2 separate regions of the Mus musculus genome follow, and region 2 is linked to region 1. The links are chromatin contacts, found by POLR2A ChIA-PET in ENCODE. All regions are on one chromosome and are shown on one strand. Each heading gives the region's core, a stretch centred on a gene start or an enhancer-like site at or near the end of the contact. The rest is flanking DNA. Distances are from core to core; before and after follow the strand shown. Region 1 holds the start of Ints5 (integrator complex subunit 5). Region 2 has its middle 40 kb from the start of Ahnak.

The links. ChIA-PET counts read pairs that join two places held with the same protein, here RNA polymerase II (POLR2A).
Region 2: POLR2A ChIA-PET joins it to region 1 with 11 read pairs in embryonic stem cell. The contact joins the enhancer-like site here to the promoter of Ints5 in region 1. POLR2A ChIA-PET finds 5 or more read pairs at or near these places in 4 of 5 experiments (Patski and embryonic stem cell).

The regions. Positions count from the first base shown.
Region 1 is chr19:8,888,256-8,894,558 of GRCm38, forward strand. Ints5 (integrator complex subunit 5) reads left to right here and starts at 4,732. Exons shown (of 2, transcript NM_176843.3): 1 at 4,732-4,893. The coding sequence starts at 4,814. It overlaps Lbhd1 (LBH domain containing 1), which reads left to right. Exons shown (of 6, transcript NM_001286103.1): 4 at 869-993; 5 at 1,748-1,845; 6 at 2,156-2,504. The coding sequence ends at 2,186. It overlaps 1810009A15Rik (RIKEN cDNA 1810009A15 gene), which reads left to right and starts at 628. Exons shown (of 4, transcript NM_025463.3): 1 at 628-709; 2 at 869-993; 3 at 1,748-1,845; 4 at 2,156-2,504. The coding sequence starts at 671. The coding sequence ends at 2,265. 5730408K05Rik (RIKEN cDNA 5730408K05 gene) reads right to left here and starts at 515. Exons shown (of 1, transcript NR_027866.1): 1 at 132-515. It also overlaps Snora57 and Mir5136.
Region 2 is chr19:9,026,222-9,032,091 of GRCm38, forward strand. It overlaps a transcript of Ahnak not described here. Among named protein-coding and RNA genes, the nearest start is that of Ahnak, 40 kb to the left of the region's middle. Within about 2 kb of position 1,806, at least 2 of the 3 ENCODE cell types and tissues checked have a DNase peak (open chromatin) inside an H3K27ac peak, as active enhancers do.

The DNA.
Region 1 (6,303 bases), core at 3,482-5,981:
TATTAAGTCCCCCCACAAGATCGACCAGAGATCTTTAGTGAATAGTCACTATCACTCCCAACATGTGCTTTCGGTCCTAAAGATTTGCAAATTACGAGTCGCAGAAAAAAAAGGTAGCGAACACAGGGTCCTTAGGGTTCACAGACTTTATTGATTCAATAATAAACAGCAAAGAAAATGTTAACCATCACTCCGGGAGCGTCAATGTCGACCTAAAATAAAATAAAAAGCGTTGAGTAACCCAGAGGGGACTGCGGGACCTAGCTACATTTCTGCACGGTTAAGTGTTCCGGCGTCTGAGGATAGAACCCGCGAACGGGAAGCCGCAAGCACCGAAGACATAACGCCGAGAGGGCCAGAGCCCTTTCTTCTACCTCCGTACATTACGGGGAGCGGGACCGCACGCCCGGTCCCCGCCAAGAAAAGGAGGATCTACAAAGTCAGGCCCAGTTCCCAGTAGTTCCCTCGCATATAAAGACAAAATCAAGACTCACGTGAAAACCACCCTTGGAAAGGCCCCGCAACGCGCGGAACAACCTTATATACCCCTGGTGCCCGCCTCCAAGCTGCGATTGGTTCGGAGGCATCAGAGGGCGGGGTCTTTTGCGTGTGGCGGAACCTGTGAGCGGAGCGGAAGTGCGGCTTTTGGAATGAGCCGCGGAGTGTAGCCATGGCACCTCCGGGAGGAAAGATCAATCGTCCCCGGACGGTGACTGAACTGTGGGAGTGGGAACTGCGTCTTTGTTTCCCTTTGCTTCCCGGCATTTTCCTCTTTGGAAACAGGATTAGTTAGGGGCTGGGGTTGTTAGGTGCGGAGGATCCCGGGTGGGTGTGCAGAACCTTACATGCGCATCTTTTTCTTCCGCAGGAGCTGAAGAAGAAGTTGTTCAAGCGCCGCAGGGTATTAAGCAGGGATCGGCGACGGAAACGCCAGGTGGTCGGGGCTGTGATAGACGAAGGGCTGACTACGAAGCACCACCTCAAGAAGCGGGCGTACGTACAGTATTATCCTCCGGTTGGACATTCCTACCCACTTCCTACCAGGTTTCAGAGCATCCCAGAGGTCTCCAAATTTCTTGTTCTCTTTCACGTTTATGCAGCAACTAGTTGAGAGTTATGTTAGTTTCCAAACTACTAGCCTCTTATGGTATCATTGCTCACAGGATTCTGATGCTGTTGTTGATTGTTTTGTCTCGGGTTTTCAAGCAGGGTTTCTCTGTAGCTCTGGCTGTTCTGGAACTTTCTGTGTTGACCAGGCTGGCCTCTAACTAAGAGATCCACTTACCTCTGCCTCCCAAGTTCTGGGATTAAAGTCCTTCACCACCCCCACCACCCCCCAGCTGCTCACTGGATTTTTTTTTTTTTTTTTTTTTCAAGACAGGGTTTCTTTGTGTCGCCCTGGCTGTCCTGGAACTCACCCTGTAGACCAGGCTGGCCTCGAACTCAGAACTTACTGACTTAATACTATTGAGGTACATATTGAAGTCAAATTGTTAAAAAGTCTTAAGTGTTAAAGAGTTCCCTGAGGACACCAGAGCCCATTCAGTAATTTGAATGCAGAGACCTTATAAAACAAAAACTGGGCAATGATGCTCCCATTTAAATTCCAGTGCCAGGAGACTAAGACAGAAAGGTTGCCTGTTGGCTAGCCTGGTCTACAGAGTGAGACCTTTTCTTAGCTGGGGTCATTTTTGAGGCTCAGTTTGGTACAAATGAACCTGGATATTTTTTGTTTCCTGTCACTCAGGTCCAGTGCTCGTGCCAACATCACGCTGTCTGGGAAGAAGCGCAGGAAACTCTTGCAGCAGATCCGACTTGCCCAGAAAGAAAAAGCAGCCATGGAAGGTAAGTCTTGGGCACAGAGGCTACACAACAAGAAGTCTGGATTTTACCTGGGTTTTATCTTTTTTTTTTTTTTTTTTTTAGGATTTATTTATTTATTTATTTATTTACAGTGTGTGCACTGTAGCTGTCTTCAGACACTCCAGAAGAGGGCATCAGATTTTTGTTATGGATGGTTGTGAGCCAGCATATGGTTGTTGGGATTTGAACTCAGGACCTTTGGAAGAGCAGTCGGCGCTCTTAACCACTGAGCCATCTCACCAGCCCCTGGGTTTTATCTTTAATGCTTTCTTTTTCCTTTCCTTTTGTTCAGTGGAAGCCCCCTCCAAGTCAACCAGGACTAGTCAGCCACAGCCCAAGCAACAAAAGAAGATAAAAGCTCCCCAGGACGTAGCTATGGAGGATCTTGAAGATAAGAGCTAAAATCCCTGCCTCTTCTACCAGAAGATGGTCAACAGCACTGAGAAAGATTTGGAGGAACTTTGGAAAAAATATTAGCATATTTCACTTTCCTAGACACCTCTTCTACAGCGGACCCTGACCTCCCCTGGAGGTGTATATTGGGACCGAAGAGGACACAGAGAAAGACTGGAGGGCCACCTCTAGCAGTCAACTCCTTTTGTAATAAAGCTTTAGTGCGTTCACCGTGTGGGATGAAGTGCAGCAGGGATGAGCCATGTAGAAAGGCCTTTGCGTGTGGGTGGAGACACTTCAGAAGAAGGACACATTGTGCAACAAAGGCGACAAGAAGCTACAAAGTGAAGGCATGGTGGCGCATGCCTTTAATCCCAACATTTGCCAGGCAGAGAGGCAGGCAGATCTCTGTTCAAGGCCTCACATTGAGTTCCAGGGCTTTATAAGACCCTATCTTTTTTTTTCTTTTTTTTTTCTTTTTTTTTAGTTTTTGGTTTTTCGAGACAGGGTTTCTCTGTGTAGCCCTGGCTGTCCTGGAACTCTCTGTAGACCAGGCTGGCCTCGAACTTCAGAAATCTGCCTGCCTCTTCCTCCCGAGTGCTGGGATTAAAGGTGTGCGCCACCACTGCCCAGCTGTAAGACCCTATCTCAAAATGAAACTGGTTAGCTTCTTCAGTGCCCTCCCCCCCATCTTTCTAAACACTTCCAATTCTGCATTTCTGGAACATACAGACGATTAAGGGTGGTAGATAGGGAGGAGAGGGTCTGATCATAGTCCACACTATGTTTAGCATTAGAGTTAAGTAAGGAACATTTCTTTTTGGTTGTGTTTAGGGATTCAAACCCAGGGTACCTGCATTCGAGGCAACCCCTGTGCCATCTACATCTTGAGGGCCTGTATTTCCCAGTCAGCACTCAGTGAGATGCCAGATCTGAGGACTTTGTTTTGTTTTCGAAGATTTTCCTTATATAGGCCAGGCTTGGTTTGATCACATGGTCCTTCTGCTTCTGCCTCCATGGTGCTGGGGTGATGGGTATAAAAGACATGTCCAGCCCCCTTTCCTAACTTTTACCATTGTAAACAGCTAAATAGATACAGGGAGGCTAGTGATGTAACTCAGGGGTAAGGGTACTTGGCCCAAGCCCAACAATCTGAGTTCTATCCCTGTTACCCAAATAGTGGAAAGAGCTGACTCTACTCTTGTCCTCTGGCTTCCACACTTGAATTGTGGCAAGCACATGTCCCCATACACACAGCAAGTGTCAAAACAAAACTCAATTAGACATGGGCTTGCCACATTTAGGTTTTCATTCCTTCTCAACTAAATATCCATAACTGACAACCTTGTGGTTTTGAGTCCTGTGCTCAATGTGTGTGTACACTATATATGTTGTGTATACTATATAGTGTACACTATATAGTGTGTGTACACTATGTATGTAGTGCATGCCTGGAGTCTTCAGAGGCCAGAAGAGGCTGTTGGATCCCTTGGAATCAGAGTTATAGATATTTGTAAACTGCCACGTAGGTGCTGGGAACTGAGCCTGAGCATTTTGAAAGAGCACCAAGTATTCCTAACCCCTGAACTATCTTTCCATCCTCATTGACAATTTTTTATTTTATTTTACTTTATTTTTGAGACGGGAGATCTTTGTAGCCTGGCTGCCCTGGGACACCCTCTATAAAACTGGCTGGCCTCAAACTTATAGAGATCCACCTACCCCTGTCTCAAATGCTGTGATTGAATGTGTACAATACCACTGGCCTTAAACTTTTCTTTTTAGATTTATCTTATGGATATGAATATTTTGCCAGCATGGATGCATGTGTATCATATGCCCATGGAGACCAGAATCAGAAGCCCTGGAATTGCAATTACAGTTTGTGAACTAGCTGCCATATGGGTACTAAGAATTGAACTCTAGTCCTCTGCAAGAATAGCAGTTAAGTGCTCTTAACTGCTGAGCCATCTCTCCATCTCCAGACTACTTTATAAATGTCACACAACTCACAACCACCAGTAACTCCAGCTCCAGGAGGTCTGATGACCTCTTCTAGACTGAGAATAACTCATATACATATCATTTAGAAATAATAAAAAACATGTTGATCTTCCTTCCTTTTTTGTTTTTTTTCGAGGCAGAGTTATCTCTGTAGCCCTGACTGTCCTGGAACTCACTCTAGACCAGGCTGGCCTCGGAACTTCAGAAATCCGCCTGCCTCTGCCTCCCAAGTGCTGAGATTAAAGGCGTGCGCCACCACTGCCCGGTATGTTTATACTTTAACAGATTATTAGATTGCAATGTAGAAGAAAGCCTCGGAAGCTTTCCTATGCCTACGAAGCCCCTGGGGGGTGGGTGTGAAGGTTGTGCTGAGAGCAAGCCTATTACCCGCTGTGACCGATGCGACGCGGAACCAAAGTACTAGGGCTCCAGACTTAGCCGGACGGATTTTCCTGAGAGGCGGGGTCGATAGTTTCTGTCGCGTTTCCAGTCAGCACGCATGCGTCGCCTGTGCTCCGCCGCTCCCGCCTCAGGCTCCGGGTAGGGCTCCGGGATGTCCGCGTTGTGCGACCCTCCCGGGGCCCCAGGGCCACCCGGGCCTGCCCCCGCCACCCACGGTCCCGCGCCTCTCAGGTAGTCAGAGCCCCTGGTATCTTCCTTCATCGCGCCGCCCCGCCAGCCTTCTCCTCAGAAAGCTGGATCTTACCTAGAGAACCCGCGTCAGGATTCTCAGAGATTCTGGTCGCGTCTTCCCGGAACTCAGGGACCGCTTCACTAAAAACTCTGGGCTGCAATGCCTGCCCTGCTCGTAGTTCTGCCTCTCCCGAGACCTCAGTGCCTTCTTCGGCCGGCCTTGCTTTGCCAGCAGTTGGGGACATCAGCGCTCCTGAGAACCCAGCCTCCTTGCCCCTTTTACGGGAGGAGGCTTGGACTACATGAGAGTTTCTGGGGAGCCAAGGCTCGGAGCCGCAATATTTGTTCTCGTATTGAGGTGCCTTTATTTTTGATCAAAGGGAGGGTACAGAACCTTATCTGCCCAGAGAATGCGGTTGTGTTTGACAGAACAGATAGTAGTAAGAGGGAAGGGGTTTTACTTTCTCAACATCGCCTTCTGAGACTCTTAAGACACAGCTTATATATTGGGCGAATTGAAAGGCTTATATTCTGTGCTCCGGGGGATCCCCCACCCCCATTCTCTGCACACTGAAGGCATTTAATTCAGTGGGTGCGTGATTAGAATTCTCTCTCTTTTCCTTCATTCCTTCCCCCCCCCCCCCCTTTTTTTTTTCCGAGACAGGGTTTCTCTGTAGCCCTGGCTGACCTGGATCTCACTTTGTAGACCAGGCTGGCCTCAAGCTCAGAAATCTGCCTGCCTCTGCCTCCTGAGTGCTGGGACTAAAGGTGTGCGCCACCACGCCCGGCTCATTCCTTTCTTTTTTTTTGAGACAGGGTCTCTCTATGGATAGACATAGCTGTCTCGGAATTCGGAATTCATTATGTAGGTTAGCCTTGAACTCAGATCTGTCTGTGTTGGAATTGAAGGTGTATGTCACTGGTTAAGGCTGAATTCTTGAATAGTATGGAAAAGCACACATTTGGGAGGGAGAGCTTTTAGTAAGGTTACAGTTTTCTGACCATTGAGAGATTTCAGGGTGCTTGTGCTGTAGAGGGGGGGCTGAGAAGATGTTAAAGTAGGTATAGAATCTCAATATATTTAGCTAATTCAATTTTTCATTGAGTAATTCCCATATACCATCACCTTAACAAAAGGGAATTCTGTTTTAGGAGTTTAGAAATGGTTCCTGCCTCTTTGTAATATTTATCCTGATTTCTTAACTTTAATTTCTTTACCTGTAAAATGGGATCATAATAACCATATTGTTGTCAGGACTGAAAAAGTACTGGTGAAGTACTTAAAAGTGGGGTGGGGATGTAGCTTAAGAGATGGTGCCTAGTAGGCCTAAAGGCCTAGGTTTTATACCTCGTACTGAAAAAGAAAAAAGAACGTGGATATTTGAAAGGTAATCTGTTATTCCTATGATT
Region 2 (5,870 bases), core at 556-3,055, 140 kb after region 1:
GATTTCCACACTCCCCAAGTGGGATGGGGCAGTTCAGCCCACCCAAGCCCAGGGTAAGAACTCAGGACACCTAGAGCTCTTTAATCACAGATTAGAGCCTAGAAGGAAACAAGTCAAAATCCAAGAAGAAGCCTGGGCAAAGTGGATTAGTCAGGGCCAGGATGATTGGATGAGCCTGAGAAATGTAAAGGGTGTGGACGAGGAAGACTAGGAAAAAGAGGAAGAAGGGCTGGGGTGTGACTCAATGGTCTAGTAAGTGCAAAACGTTGTCTTTATTCGTTACTACGCAGACAGCCCCAAAGGGTGGCTGTTCATAGGGTTTGAGCCCTGCCTTTCTGGGTGCCCCAAATAAATGTACCCTAAGAAAACAGAGTACTGTAACATCAAGGCAAAATTTTTGCTCTGACCCCAAATCAAATGATCTGACACCCCCGCCCCCTACCCCAATTCACCAATTCAGCTGTTAGTGTCCAGGAAACAAGGGATCCCAGTCTCTGGGAGTAATTGTAGCCACTTTCAGCCAACCAGCCAATCCTGGAACTAATCCAAGTTCTGCCACAGTTCCTAGGCAGATTTTTATCTATTTAGACCAGGCTGGTGTGAAGTAATGAGCCAGGCTGATGGCCAAACAAGACTGGGCATATGATACTGGGCAATCACAGAAAAAAGACCAGCAGAGACCAGCTGGAAGCTGCTGTACGTGGGTCACATGTTGCCTCTGGGGCCTACCCCTTACCCGGTGGGACCTTCATTTCTAAAATGCGGCATCAGCCCCAACTCTCTGCTTTATACAGACTTTGCCTAAAAGATGACTTTGTATATGACGGCATCTTAGGTTTGCACTTTTGAATGCTGGTATTTAAAAGAGGGCTGGGGACATGGTTTGGTACTTAAGCTCTTGCTCTCGTACGTGAGGACTTGAGTTCTGGTGTCCAGAATTGAGGCGAAAGGTGGGCATGGTATTCTGGTCTGTAACCCTATCACTGGGAGATGGGGTGGGGATAGAGAGCTCCCAGAGCTCTCTGGCCTGACAGTCTAGCCCATTGGTGAGCCAGATCAAGTAAAAGAACAGGTGGACAATGATAGAGAAAGACAGGTGACTTTGGCCTCTGGCCTTCACATGCATGGGCATAGTCTTGTACACACATACACACACGTGCACATGCATAAACATGCACACAGATACAAGTACACACAAGTAATAATAAAAACAGGACTTGTGTGTGTGGGCTGGGAATGTAGCAAGTCCTGGACTTGCCATATCATAAGCCTGGTGTGGTGGCACACAACTGAAACCCCAGAACTCAGGAGGTGGACCCAGGAGAATCTAAACAGAACTCAGGAGGTGGACCCAGGAGAATGGAGGAGGTGGACCCAGGAGAATCTAAAGTTCAAGGTCATCCTCCCATTGACGGCTTTATTCCAGGACAGCCTGGGCTACACAAGAAGTCACCCTCCTGGTGACTATTTAAGGTCCATCCATCCATCCATCTCCTGGAATCTGGCAGCCCTTACTGAGCTGTAGTCACATGGGACTGCAGTGTGGGGCACTTGGTACCCTCCCCGAGGAAGGAGCTTCAGCTTAAAGCTCACTACTCCTGTCCACCCAAAGTGGAAGGCTTTGATTTTTTTTTTCAGCCATGCAGTATAGCCTGCTCTGTGTGTTTTTTCCTGTGTGTGCCGTCTCTTCCAGGATACACAGCTGCCAGGCAGCCGGTGCTCTGTCCCCTTGCTCAGGCAGCCAGGCCGTGGGGAGGACTGGAATGTGAAAAGCCAGGGAGAAGAATGACAGTGCATTTTCTATTTGCAAGCCTGCGAGTCTGGCTCGCCACTTGAATTTCAAGTGGGCCCTTCAGGCAGATAGGGATGTCAGGTGAGAGAGTGGAGGCAGCCAATCTGAATTGTCTAAATTCCTAGAAAATAAATTCTAGGAATTTAGCTGTAGGAGTAAGGTGGGTCAGGTAGGGCAAATTCACTGTAGGGGGTGGGGGCCTGGTGTGGGTAGGCTTCCACTTTTTTTTTCCTGTTTGCACACCATATTTTCCTTCAAACTATTTTCCTATTGAATCTAATAGACAAGCTTTGAACTAAGGTTTTTATTTTTTCTTTAACTGAGCTGCAGATCTCTTTTAGAGGAAAAAAAAAAAGCCACTCCCTTTAACCACTGTTTTTGGTTACTGCTCTTTGTTTGGAGTAATTACTACCCTTAAAAGTGGGAAATTACAGATTACAGATTATCAGAAGGAAATAAGTGCTTTGGATTAGCCAGACTCTTGCCCCTGGATGGCCATTCCAGGCCTTGCCAGTCTCCCAGGTACAAAGCCCTGTACTACATGTTCTGCAAACACTCCCTTTCCTTGTTTCCAGAGAGGAAACGGTTGGATCCTGTGTGTCACTTGTCAGGTTCTTGTTACATAACCATGGAAAACCTTTGATAGGGTTTGCTGGTCACAGGAATGAGTACAGGGAACAACATGGGGTCGTGGCTTGTCTTTTATCCACTGTGCCCTGACAGCGGATTGAACTTGGAGTGTATTTTCTAGCACTGATTTAATATTCACTAGAAAGATTTATAAGTTGGATGGGGTGGTGTCTTAGGGTTTCTATTCCTGCACAAACATCATGACCAAGAGGCAAGTTGGCGAGGAAAGGGTTTATCTGGCTTACACTTCCATACTGCTGTTCATCACCAAGGAAGTCAGGACTGGGACTCAAGCAGGTCAGGAAGCAGGAGCTGATGCAGAGGCCATGGAGGGATATTCCTTACTGGCTTGTTTCCCCTGGCTTGCTCAGCCTGCTCTCTTATAGAACCCAAGACTACCAGCCCAGAGATGGTCCCACCCACAAGGGGCCTTTCCCCCTTGATCACTAATTGAGAAAATGCCTTACAGTTGGATCTCATGGAGGCATTTCCCCAACTGAAGCTCCTTTCTCTGTGATAACTCCAGCCTGTGTCAAGTTGACACAAACTAGCCAGTAGAGGTAGGGTGGCTGGAGAGAGAACTTAGTGGCTAAGAGTGACTCCGGATCTTTGGGAGGACCAAAGTTTGATTCGCAGCACCTACATTGGGTAGCTGACATTCATTTGCTACTCCAGCTCCAGGGGATCTGACTTTCTCTTCTGGCCTCCTTGGGTATCTGAACTCATGTGGCATATACTCACAGATACACATACCCATTTAAAAACAATCTTTGTGGGGTAGGGTGGCACATACCTTTGATTCCAGCTGATTAATCAGGAAGCAGAGGCAGGTGGATCTCTGAGAGTCTGCGGGCAATCAGAGCTACACAGCGAGTTCCAGGACAGCCAGCGCCACATAGTGATACCCCGTCTCAAAAACCAAAACAAAAAATTTGGATGAGAATGCTGTGGTGGGACGGCCTGACTGTTGGTTTACGCAGAGAGGGAAGCCTCGTGGAGGTACCTCAGCTTGCCCATACCTCATCAAGACCTGGGGAACCCTTGACCCCCAGGCTCCTCTCTACTGTTTACTGCAATGGTTGTCAGTTTCTGCGAGGTCATGATTGGCCTTGCCAGTCACTCTCAGCAGCCCTCTGGCTTTGATGCAGCCTTCTCTTTTCTCACCCTTGGGTTTTAGCCTAAGGGGCATTTCCTCCTGGAAGCCTGCCTGGAATCCTCTCTCTTTCCCAACTATTCTATGCTCTCATTACTTTAGTTTTCTGGTCTCAATGCTACTTACATTTAGTTATCAGTGAGAGACTGCTTGTCAGTCTCTCTCCGGAATTAGACTGTCAACCCTGTGAGGGAGGGATGCTGTATTCTTATTTATTATTTTATTTCAGGCATAATGCCAGGCACCTGGCATGTGGCACCCAGCACTTGGCAGAAATTCTGTAGGTCACAATGGCCCTGTCTTATCACTGCATACAGTTCCCATCAGCAATAGGGACACCTGTTTTCCTTCTGTCTTTTGCTGGGTAGTCTCAGTGCATTTTCCAAAATTCAGGGTGAGAGCAAACATAAATAAACAGAAGATGAACAACAAACCCAGGGCTGTTTTTATTCTTATTTTTATTCTTCTTCTCTGAGCTATTGTTGAGGTTTCTGCAGGCCAGCCGCTTCCCTTGAGCTGTTAGGGTGTGAATTCAGCTGTGGTCAGGGATGGTCTGCAGACTGTTGGTGGCATTCCCCAGGTCTGCACCATTCCAGCTTCCAGAATGACATATGGGTAGACAGGAGGTCAGGCAGAGCTTGGAGACACAGAAAGTGAAGACCTAAACTCTGAGAATGGTGGGCTACTGGTAGCTGCTGTGGGGGGAGTGGAAGAGTATTCCGTCAGTAAGGTTCCAAACAAGAGGCAGGCACCTGGCATGTTAGTCATGGCTCAGTCAGTGAAGTGTGGCTGTGATTATTATGTTGCCCTTCAGTTGTTTTCATTTTCATTAAATATATATTGTATACTTATATATTGCAGAGAGAGAGAAGAGAGAGAGAAGAGAGAGAGAAGAGAGAGAGAAGAGGGAGAGAGAGGGAGAGAGAGAGAGAGAAGAGAGAGAGAGAGAGAGAGAGAGAGAGAGAGAGAGAGAGAGAGAGAGAGGCCGTGGTGGTGCATGCCTTTAGTTCCAGCACTATTGAAGTAGAGGCAGGCGGATTCTGAGTTTGAGGTCAGCCTTGTATACATCATGCATTCTAGGATAGCTAGAGCCACACAGTGAGACCTTAACTCAACTCCCTCCCCCTGCCCAAAAAAGCTAGAATGGTGGTGTGGATCTGTAGCACCAGCTACTAGGAAGGCTGACAGGAGGATTACTTGAGCTCAAGGGTTTAAGACCAGCCTGAGCAATGAAGCAACCTTGTCTCCAAATACGATAGGGGCTGGAGAGATAGAGAGGACCCAGGTTCAGTTTCCAGAACCCACATGGTGGCTCACAGCCATCTGTAATGCCAGGCGATCTGATGCCCTCTTTTGGCCTCTGAGGGCACTAGGCATGCAGACATACATACAGATAAAATACCCATATACATTAAACTAAATAACTATTTAAAACATAACAACCCATCTGTACAGGCTGGTTTTGTGTGTCAGCTTGACACAAATAATAGGTAGAGACATAATCAGAGAGGAAGGAGCCTCAGTTAAGGAAATGCCTTCATGAGATCCAGCTCCAGGCATTTTCTTAATTAGTAATCAATTGGAGGAGGGCCCAGACCATTGTAGGGGATACCATCCCTGGGCTGGTGGCCCTGGGTTCTATAAGAAAGTAAGCTGAGCAAGCCATGAGAGAAAGCCAGTAAGCAAGGCACTCCATGGCCTTGAATCTGCTCCTGTCTCCAGGTTCCTGCCTTGTTTAAGAACCTGCCCTGACTTCCTTCAATGATGAACAATGATGTGTAAGTAAAAACCAAATAAACCCTTTCCTCCCCAGCTTGCGTTTTGGTCATGGTGTTTCACTGCAGCAACAGAAATCCTAACTAAGACACCCTCCAAAATAAAGTGTGTGTGTGTGTGTCTGTGTGTTTGTGTGTTTGTGTTGTATGTGTGTGCATGTGCACACGCACAAATGCTTGCTCACTTGCACTGGGATGCCTTTGTAGTCCAGAAGAGGGCATTGGATTGATTTCATGGAAATGAAATTACAGTACTTGTGAGTTTCTTGATGTGGGTGCTGGAAACCAAATTCAGATTCTGTGAAAGAACATTAAGTATTCCTAACCATTGAGCTATTTCTCCACTCCCTAAATAAATGATAGCTGGGCATGGGAGCAAAGGCTTATAAGTCCACTACTTGGTAGATCAAGGTAGGAAGATCATGAACTTAAGGTCATCCTATTCTGCATAGCAAGACCTTGTTTCAACATGCAAATGTATACACATGCAGTTTTCAATGAGATGTAATTCTGAGTAGGA